Linked DNA regions of Homo sapiens: region 2 is linked to region 1. A link is an interaction called in ENCODE POLR2A ChIA-PET data of the cell type or tissue named here. Cell type or tissue: MCF 10A. All regions are shown on one strand. Each heading gives the region's core, and the rest is flanking DNA. Links, peaks and the distances in the headings are about the cores only. Region 1 overlaps EPHX1 (epoxide hydrolase 1). Region 2 has its middle 27 kb from the start of LEFTY2.

The links. ChIA-PET counts read pairs that join two places held together with the same protein. Peaks named below come from ENCODE experiments on the same cell type or tissue, not always from the same donor. Only the 100,000 strongest peaks of a DNase experiment are listed, where the experiment ranks them.
Region 2: POLR2A ChIA-PET joins it to region 1 with 6 read pairs; 8 of 35 experiments call an interaction of 5 or more read pairs at or near these places.

The regions. Positions count from the first base shown.
Region 1 is chr1:225,836,909-225,842,282 of GRCh38, forward strand. It overlaps EPHX1 (epoxide hydrolase 1), which reads left to right. Exons shown (of 9, transcript NM_001136018.4): 4 at 1,746-1,973; 5 at 2,309-2,438; 6 at 2,921-3,129. It also overlaps a transcript of TMEM63A not described here. Among named protein-coding and RNA genes, the nearest start is that of EPHX1, 29 kb to the left of the region's middle. In MCF 10A, for the core only: no CTCF peak of the experiment used is centred there; no DNase peak of the experiment used is centred there.
Region 2 is chr1:225,965,277-225,970,650 of GRCh38, forward strand. No RefSeq gene overlaps it. Among named protein-coding and RNA genes, the nearest start is that of LEFTY2, 27 kb to the left of the region's middle. In MCF 10A, for the core only: no CTCF peak of the experiment used is centred there; a DNase peak (open chromatin) is centred at 3,045.

The sequences.
Region 1 (5,374 bases), core at 197-5,196:
AGGGTAGGACCCATATTAAGTGTTCTCGCCATATAATAAAAAGTGTAAACACTAAGGAAATCAATGGACTTTATAGTTAATAATATCTCAGTCTGGTTCGTTAATTGTAATAAATGTACCATGCTAACATAAAATATTAATAATGGAGGAAACCCGGTGGGTGTGAGGTATATGGGAGTTTTCTGGATTCTTTGCAGTTTTTCAGCAATCTAAAACTGTTCCAAAATAAAGTTTAGACAGACAACACCATGTTTTCTTTAGAGAGTGGGATTACATGTGAGTCTTCCCCCTTTGGCTTATCTGTGTTTTCTAAGTTTTCTACAGTAAACATGTATTATTTGTATAATATATTAACGACAGAACAGAACATTAGCTAGACCATGCTGACTGCACCAGCCCTGGTGGCAGAGAGTTCCAAGCATGGCAGCCGCCCTCACTGTGAATGCCGTAAGGCCCCAGGTGCTGTCCAGGGCACTGGCCTGGGAAGGGGCTGCCTTCTTTTGATATGCAGAGGCCCCAAGTCAGTCCAGAGGAGACAAGAATCCATTCACCTGCCCTTGGCTATGATGATGTTTTCAGCATTGCACTTAAAAAAAAATCTTCCACTTTATTTTATTTTAATTTTTTGAGATGGAGTCTTGCTCTGTTGCCCAGGCTGGAGTGTGGTGGTGTGATCTCGGCTCAGTGCAACCTCTGCTTCCCAGGTTCAAGCGATTCTCTTGCCTCAGCCTCCCGAGTAGCTGGAATTGCAGGCGCCTGTCAGCATGCCCGGGTAATTTTTTTGTATTTTTAGTAGAGACGGGGTTTCACCATGTTGGCCAGGCTGGTCTTGAGCTCCTGACCTTAGGTGATCCACCCGCCTCAGCCTTCCAAAGTGCTGGGATTACAGGCGTGAGCCACCACACCAGGCCCAAAAATACTCCACTTTAAAGAAAATATCATTTGGTAATCAGAAAAAGGTGACATTTTGTCAATGTGTATGAAAAAAATTATGCATTTAATACCTGTTCATTGTAGAAAAATTGGAAAGTACATAAAACTCAAAGAGAAATTAAAAGCACTGGAATCTACTGCTCAGGAGAACTGCTTTTTACATTCTTGGAGTTTATCCTCCCAGACTTTTAAAATTCACCAATACATAGTATAAGTACAGTATAAGCATAGATGACTTTTTATAAAAACTGGGTCACACAATGGATATGACTTGATCATTTGCTTTTACCTCCCAGCAATATCTTCTGATCAGTTTTCTATGTTAAATAAATATACATCTACCTTGTCAGTTTAGATGACTGTACTGGACTCCAGTATACTGTCAAACTATACTTGATTAATCCTGTATTGCTGGATACGTGGGGCTTTCTCCCTACCCTCCAGATTTTAAATTATTGAACAAGTATTTATGGAGGCCTGCTGTGAGCCAGGAGCTGTCCTGAGCCCTGGAAACCCAGCAGTGGCTGTACAGACCTGGCCCAGCTGTCAGGGGGCACCTCTAAGGAAACCGGGAGGCAATAATCGTAGCTCCCTTGCAGGGAGGTTGTGAAGGCTGAGTGAGGACATCTGTGCACCTGGAGCACAGTGTGAGTGTGAAACCAGTGTCAGCCCTTATTACTGTCAATACCATGAAGGGGCGGCGGGGGCACTAAGGGTGGCAGGACTCAATATCTAGGCTCTGGGGGGTGCCAGAGCCTGACCGTGCAGGGTCTTCTCTCTCCCTCCACCCTGACTGTGCTCTGTCCCCCCAGGGCTGGACATCCACTTCATCCACGTGAAGCCCCCCCAGCTGCCCGCAGGCCATACCCCGAAGCCCTTGCTGATGGTGCACGGCTGGCCCGGCTCTTTCTACGAGTTTTATAAGATCATCCCACTCCTGACTGACCCCAAGAACCATGGCCTGAGCGATGAGCACGTTTTTGAAGTCATCTGCCCTTCCATCCCTGGCTATGGCTTCTCAGAGGCATCCTCCAAGAAGGGTACGGGGCTGCTAGAGGTTCCATAACTGCCCCGTCCTCGCCAAGGGTGGGCCCGGTGTTCCCACCAGGCTCTCCTTCCGGCGGGGTGAGCAGGGAGTTGGCCCGAGGAAGCTGGGAAAGGAGGGGCCTGAGAGGCCGGCCCCAGACACACCGCCCTCCGGGGCTGGAGATGCCACCCCTATATTTGGGCTCCAGGATTCCTTCTTGCCTCTGTGAGCTTTTCTGACCTCCACCTGGGGGTAGGCGGGCCTGAGAAATTTCATAGAACACCAGAGGGCCCAAGGAGCAATCTGCCTGTGACTCCGTGACTCCATGCCTTTCCCCATCACTGCCAGGGTTCAACTCGGTGGCCACCGCCAGGATCTTTTACAAGCTGATGCTGCGGCTGGGCTTCCAGGAATTCTACATTCAAGGAGGGGACTGGGGGTCCCTGATCTGCACTAATATGGCCCAGCTGGTGCCCAGGTGAGGTCACTGTTGGGGTGGTGTGTGTGTGTGTGTGTGTGTGTGTGTGTGTGTGTCCTCTAAGAAGTGGACCTGTGTGCAGGGTGGGCCAAGGACCCCCCAGGGGAGAGGAGGGAGTGTGACCTGTCACTCAGCAGTGCCTGAGGCACGTTGACTTGGATCCTCCTGTCTGTAACCCAGGGTTGCGGCTCTGGGTCAGGTTCCCAGGCAGAGAAGGCCTGTGATAGGAGGGGAAGGTCAGGCATTAGACCTCTCTGCTGGACCAAGCTCTGGGATAGCCCTGAGCAGAACTCCCCAGAAACTGTATTTTTCCCCCAACCTCCCTTCTCCAACTCCCATGGCCTCCCCAGTGGGGCCAGTGCTGAAAGAGGCTGGCTCTGTGCTCGCTCCTCAGCCCTGAGGCCTGTTCCTCCGCCATCTCTCCTCTCTCCCTGTCCTTGACACCAGCCCAGCCTCACCCCGGCCCCTCTCTCTGCCTTCAGCCACGTGAAAGGCCTGCACTTGAACATGGCTTTGGTTTTAAGCAACTTCTCTACCCTGACCCTCCTCCTGGGACAGCGTTTCGGGAGGTTTCTTGGCCTCACTGAGAGGGATGTGGAGCTGCTGTACCCCGTCAAGGAGAAGGTATTCTACAGCCTGATGAGGGAGAGCGGCTACATGCACATCCAGTGCACCAAGCCTGACACCGTAGGTGAGTGTGCTCAGGGGTCCTCGCCCACTGCCGGCTCCACTGGGGCAGGGAGACACCCGCGGGGTAACCTCACCACCCCACCCCAATGCTGCCCACAGAAGGAAGCCTCTTGTAAGGACCTCCCAGCTCTTTAGATCTTTAAACTGCATTTTCCCATAGAATCAAGAGGATGGACCCTCAGCAGATTCCCAGGCCAATTTAGCAACTCTGTTTAGCCGACTCAGTATTCATAGTGGCTTTCACCCCTGATCTCCCACCCCTGAGTCTATATCCTACACTGAGAAGCAGAGGGATGGAGGGGGTGAGGTAGGAGGAATCCTGGGAGTGGGCAGCTCTGGGGCTGCAGGGGAGAGGGGAGAGGGTGCCCTGGGGCCTTGGGGAAGAGGTTCCCAGGCAGTGAGGGAGGGCCCAGCAACCATGTCTGCCACCAGGGTCCTGTTAAAGGACAATACTTTTTCAAAAAGGTAAATTTATAAAGGAACCAGTAAAATTTTAAAAAGAAACAATTCAAAGACAAATAAGAACACTGAAATTAATTTGCTAACAGACACAAAACTTGTCAACATCCACAGAGTAATATCAATTAAATCTCCATGGGACAAAATTCATTTGCCTCTATGAACAAGAGTCATTCGCATTACCCTCAGTTCTTTACAATTCACAGAACTGTAAAATAGCTCAATGACAAGGAAAGATGGGACCCCTGTAGCATCACGTCAGTCCGGAAGGTCTGCTAGGTAACTCCCTAGATCTTGTCCAGAAGACACCCAGGAATTGTCTTGCCCATCTCAAAGTTCTTCATAGTTTTCATGGCAAACCCATGCCCACACACACGAGGCAGCTCATAATCATAATAATGGCACTTTATAAAAGTCAGCATTTTTCTCTGATTATAAAATACATGTTGTCAAAAAGCTTAAAAATGCAAAAAGTACAAAACATTAAAGACAATCTCATATAACCTCTTCTCCCTCCCCACATCCCCTCTCCTTCAAAAGAACTTGTGAACATTTTGGTGAGAATTTTCACAAGTGAAGTACGTCCATATCACCAACATGGCCCCAACACTCCAGATGCCCCTCGGGGTTCTCTCCCAGGTACCACGCTCTGACTTCTGACTGAGATGGTTTTGATTGTGCCTGTTTAAGTCCTATGAATAGAATCACAGAGTATATACCCTTGAGTCTGGCTTCTTTTGCTCAATATTATGTTTGTGAGATTCATTTATGCCATTGTCCCAGCTTTATTTATTTATTTTTTCTCAAGACCCAGTCTGGCTCTGTTGCCCAGGGTAGAGTGCAGTGGTGTGATCTCAGCTCACTGCAACCTCCGCCTCCCAGGTTCAAGCAATTCTCCTGCCTCAGCCTCCCAAGTAGCTGGGATTACAGGCACCTGCCACCATGCCTGGCTAATGTTTTGTATTTTTAGTAGAGACGGGGTTTTACCATGTTGGCCAGGCTGGTCTCGAACTCCTGACCTCAGGTGATCCACCCGCCTCGGCCTCCCAAAGTGCTGGGATTACAGGTGTGAGCCACCGCACCCAGCCTGTCCCACTGTCCCAGCCTTTTTTTTTTTTTTTTTTGAGACAGAGTCTTGCTCTGTTGCCCAGGCTAGAGTGCAGTGGTACGATCTCGGCTCACTGCAACCTCCACCTCCCGGGTTCAAGCAATTTGCCTGCCTCAGCCTCCCAAGTAGCTGGGATTACAGGCATGCACCACCATGCCCTGCTAATTTTTTTGTATTTTTAATAGAGATGGGGTTTCACCATGTCAGCCAGGATAGTCTCGAACTCCTTACCGCAGGTGATCCACCTTTCTCACCCTCCCAAAGTGCTGGGATTACAGGCATGAGCCAATGCCCCCAGCCTGTTCCAGCCATTTTTAATGACTGTACAGTATTTTGGCTTATGAGTATATCAATATTTGTAACTGATCCCCTATTTTAGACTTTTTTAGGTGGCTTCTCATTTTTCATGAATCAGAGCACATAGACTGAAAAACCCCGCCTTTTTAAAAACAGCACTTCTCATTGGGACCCCACCAAATGCAGAGGCGTAGGCCCTTCAGTTTGAAGGAAGCTGAGCAGGCAGTGTGCCAGGCCCTGGGAGACAGTGGGAAGGTATCGTCCCTGTTTATCAGATGAGGATGCCGAGGCAGAGTTAAGGAAGCGAGGCATGTGAGCACCCAGGAGTTAAGGCAGGCCTGTGCTCGAACGTGGCTTCCTGCACACAGCCCCGCCCTCTGCG
Region 2 (5,374 bases), core at 246-5,245, 130 kb after region 1:
GTGGACTGGGAGAGGCAGCATGGCTAGAAATAGCAGGCAGGAGATGGAAGGGCAGAGTTGCTGAGTCTTCAGGCCTTCATCTTTCTCCCGTGCTCGATGCTTCCTGCCCTGGAACATCAGACTCCAAGTTCTTTGGTTTTTGGACTCTTGGACTTACACTGGTGGTTTGCCAGGGGCTCTCGGGCCTTTGGCCACAGACTGAAGGCTGCACTGTCAGCTTCCCGACTTTTGAGGTTTTGAGACTCAGACTAAGCCACTACTGGCTTCCTTGCTCCTGAGCTTGCAGAGAGTCTATCGTTGGACTTTACCTTGTGATCTTGTGAGTCAATTCTCCTTAATAAACTTCCTTTCATATATACATACATCCTATTAGTTCTGTCCCTTTAGTTCTGTCCCTAATACAAGGTGTTGATCAAAAGCAAGTTCTAGAATGTTCAGGCTGACTCTGGGCACAGTGCCTATGGGTTAGTCCTCCTACAAAAGGAGCAGCACCAGTTCAGTAAAATTGCTACAGAGAGAGAGAGAGAGAGAGAGAGAGAGAGAGAGAGAGAGAGAATGTTCCATAGTGTAGGGAAAAGAAAGAGAGATCAGACTGTTACTGTGTCTATGTAGAAAGGAAAGACATAAGAGACTCCATTTTGAAAAAGACCTGTACTTTAAACAGTTGCTTTGCTGAGATGTTGTTAATTTGTAGCTTTGCCCCAGCCACTTTGACCCAACCTGGAGCTCACAAAAACATGTGTTGTACGAAATCAAAGTTTAAGGGATCTAGGGCTGTGCAGGACGTGCCTTGTTAACAACATGTTTACAAGCAGTATACTTGGTAAAAGTCATCGCCATTCTCTAGTCTCAATAAACCAGGGGCACAATGCACTGCGGAAAGCCGCAGGGACCTCTGCCCTGGAAAGCTGGGTATTGTCCAAGGTTTCTCCCCATGTGATAGTCTGAAATATGGCCTTGTGGGATGAGAAAGACCTTACCATCCCCCAGCCCGACACCCATAAAGGGTCTATGCTGAGGTGGATTAGTAAAAGAGGAAAGCCTCTTGCAGTTGAGATAGAGGAAGGCCACTGTCTCCTGCCTGCCCCTGGGAACTGAATGTCTCAGTATAAAACCCGACTGTACATTTGTTCAATTCTGAGATAGGAGAAAAACCGCCCTATGGTGGGAGGCAAGACATGTTTACAGCAATGCTGCCTTGTTATTCTTTACTCTGCTGAGATGTTTTGGTGGAGAGAAACATAAATCTGACTTACGTGCACGTCCAGTCATAGTACCTTCCCTTGAACTTCATTATGACATAGATTCTATTGCTCACATGTTTGTTGCTGACCTTCTCCTTATTATCACCCTGCTCTCCTACTACATTCCTTTTTACTAAAATAATAAAAATAATAATCAATAAAAACTGAGGGAACTCAGAGACTGGTGCCGGTGCAGGTCCTTGGTATGCTGAGTGCCAGTCCCCTGGGCCCACGGTTGTTTCTCTATACTTTGTCTCTGTGTCTTATTTCTTTTCTCAGTCTCTCATCCCACCTGACTAGAAATACCCACAGGTGTGGAGGGGAAGGCCACCCCTTCACATAGCAGCACCATTAATAATACCCCCAAACTGGGAATTATCCAAATATCCATCAATAGTAGAGTGGATGAATTGCTGCACACTAGAATACTATAAAGCAACGAACATGAATGAATGACCACTACTCATGAATGAATGAAACCGTATAGGGAATCCCACATACATCATACATGTAAAAGAAAACTTGCCTTCTCTCAGATTCCATTTATACAAGTCAGGATAATGGTACCCTTGGAAGGTAGTGACCAGAAGGGGTCTCCAGGGCTTTGGAGTTCTTATAATGTTCTGTTTCTTGATCTGGATGCTGGTTACAGAGTTCATTTGTAAAAAAAAAAATTCACGTTGTACATTCTGATTTATTCATTGTTCATACTGTTTGTATGTTATATTCAATAACACAATTTTTAAGACACCATTAAGGAAATGGAAAGCTGAGAGTAGGAGGAGACATTTGCAACACATAAAAATATCACTTAGGTCTTTGCCTTTACTCTAAATTAAGTAAGGGGCCAGGCGCGGTGGCTCATGTCTATAATCCCAGCACTTTGAGAGGCCAAGATGGACAGATCACCTGAGGCCAGGAGTTCAAGACCAGCCTGGCCAACAGAGTGAAACCCTGTCTCTACTAAAAATACAAAAAAAAAATAGCCAGGCATGGTGGCGCGCAACTGTAGTCACAGTTTCTTGGGAGGCTGAGCCATGAGAATTGCTTGAACCCTGGAGGCAGAGGTTGCAGTGAGCCAAGATCACACCACTGCACTCCAGCCTGGGCAACAGAGTTGAGACTCCGTCTCAAAAAAAAAAAAAAAAATTAAGGGCTTTTTTTTCTTATGATCTCTTCATCTTTCTCTATGAATTTTATGTGTTTCTACAGACATATATAATTTGAAAATAAATTACTCTTTTTGATTTATGGAATATGTTTCTCCCCATTACAAACTTCTAAATGGAGATGAGTGGAACTTTTGCTATTTCTCTGGAGAAAAATTTCAAATTATTTATGTTGCCCTTGTTTTCTTCCCCCTTTGGCTAAAAGATTTTGTAGTTTTATTTTTTAAGCTCTTCATTTCCCCCCCCACATTCTTCGTTTCCCTCTCTCCCTACATCTTCTTCTTTTTTTTTTTTTTTTTTTTTTCTGAGACAGTCTTGCTTTGTCGCCCAGGCTGGAGTGCAATGGTGCGATCTCGGCTCACTGCAACCTCCGCCTCCTGGGTTCAGTGATTCTCTTGCCTCAGCCTCTCCAGTAGCTGGGGTTACAGGCACTCGCCACCATGCCCAGCTAATTTTTGTATTTTTAGTAGAGACGGGGTTTCACCATGTTGGCCAGGCTGGTCTTGAACTCCTGACCTTAGATGATCCACCCACCTCGGCCTCCCAAAGTGCTGGGATTACAGGTGTGAGTCACCGTGACTGGCCTCTCCCCACACCTTCACAAAACTGCTGGCAACTCACGAGAGGATGCCTGCTGTCAGCATCACCCTCCTTGATGTGACGTAAGAAGAAACTGAGACCTTCAGTCCAGCTCCATGATCTGCAGGGTATAGTGCAAGGAAGAGGAAGAGAGGGGAAAACTAGGCTTCCTAGCCGTCGAACTCAGCCTTTTCCAAGGCCATACATCACCTTCTACTATTAGTATCATTTATTTATTTATTTTTGAGACGGGGTCTCACTCTGTTACCCAGGCTGGAGCGCAGTGACGCGATTATAGCTCACTGCGGCCTCAACCTCCCCAGGCTCAAGTGATCCTCCCACTCAGCCTCCTAAGTAGCTGGGACTACACACGCACCACCATGCCTGGCTAATTTTTTTTTTTTTTTTTTTTTTTTTTTTTTTAGTAGAGACAGGGTTTTGCCCTGCTGCCCAAGCTGGTCTCAAACACCTGGGCTCAAGGGATTCGCCTACCTTGGGCTTCCAAAATGCTGGGATTACAGGCATAAACCACCGTGCCTGGTTCTATTAGTACTTTTATAAACAGCATCTAGGACAAGTGAGCAAGTGACAACAAATCACGCCAGGTGGCACCCCCAGCCAGCCGGCCAGCGCCACATCCAAGCGCACCGAGGCATCCTTACTGAGCCCTGAACACAGCAGTGACCCCGATGGGCCTGTGCCATGAGGCCCACATTCCACTGAGGGGAGACAGACATAAGCCTCCAGGGAAACCAGATAATGGGAAGGAAGCAAACAGGGTGATGAAAGGGAGTGACTAAGGAGGGCTCGCTGAGGAGGTGACTTGAGAATGAACGGCACAAAAAGGCCTGGGAAGGTAGTTCCAGACAGAGGGAGCAAGGGGCGGGGTTGAGAAAGGGCTTGGCGTAGTTCAGGATAAGAATAGAGCAGGAGGCGAAAGCCAGGGGCCACAGGAGGAAACCCAGGCCGTGGTGAGGCTCTGACCCTGACAGCCATAGGCAGCCACTGAGGAGCTTCAAGCAAAAGAGTGACATAGTCTGATTTGCATTTAAAAAAAAAATCAGACCAGGTGCGGTGGCTCACGCCTGTAATCTCAGCATTTTGTGAGGCCGAGGCAGGCCGATCACCTGAGGTCAGGAGTTCGAGACCAGCCTGGCCAACATGGTGAAATCCCATCTCCACTAAAAATACAAAAATTAGCCAGGCATAGTGGTGTGGAACTGTAATCCCAGCTACTCGGGAGGCTGAGGCAGGAGAATTGCTTGAACCCGGGAGGCGGAGGTTGCAGTGAGCTGGGATTGCGCCACTGCACTCCAGCTGAGAGGTGACAGCGTGCTGGCAGTCCTCACAGCCCTCGCTCGCTCTCGGCGCCTCCTCTGCCTGGGCTCCCACTTTGGCGGCACTTGAGGAGCCCTTCAGCCCACCGCTGCACTGTGGGAGCCCCTTTCTGGGCTGGCCAAGGCCAGAGCCGGCTCCCTCAGCTTGCAGGGAGGTGTGGAGGGAGAGGCGCGATCGGGCACCGGGGCTACGCGCGGCGCTTGCGGGCCAGCTGGAGTTCCGGGTGGGCGTGGGCTTGGCGGGCCCTGCACTGGGAGCAGCCGGCAGGGCTGGCCCTGGGCAATGAGGGGCTTAGCACCCGGGCCAGCGGCTGCGGAGGGTGTACTGGGTCCCCCAGCAGTGCCAGCCCACCGGCGCTGCGCTTGATTTCTCACCCGGCCTTAGCTACCTTCCGGCGGGGCAGGGCTCGGGTCCTGCAGCCCGCCATGCCTGAGCCTCCCACCCCCTCCATGGGCTCCTGTGCAGCCCGAGCCTCCCTGACGAGCGCCACCCCTGCTCCATGGCGCCCAGTCCCATCAACCACCCAACAGCTGAGGAGTGCAGGCGCACAGCACCGGGACTGGCAGGCAGCTCCATCTGCAGCACCAGTGCGGGATCCACTGGGTGAAGCCAGCTGGGCTCCTGAGTCTGGTGGGGACGTGGAGAACCTTTATGTCTAGCTCAGGGATTGTAAATACACCAATCAGCACTCTGTATCTAGCTCAAGGTTTGTAAACACACCAATCAGCACCCTGTGTCTAATCAGGGTTTGTGAATGCACCAATTGACACTGTATCTAGCTACTCTGGTGGGGCCTTGGAGAACCTTTATGTCTAGCTCAGGGATTGTAAATACACCAATCAGCACTCTGTATCTAGCTCAAGGTTTGTAAACACACCAATCAGCACCCTGTGTCTAGCTCAGGGTTTGTGAATGCACCAATCGACACTCTGTATCTAGCTACTCTGGTGGGGCCTTGGAGAACCTTTGTGTGGACACTCTGTATCTAGCTACTCTGGTGGGTAGGTGGAGAACCTTTGTGTGGACACTCTGTATCTAGCTACT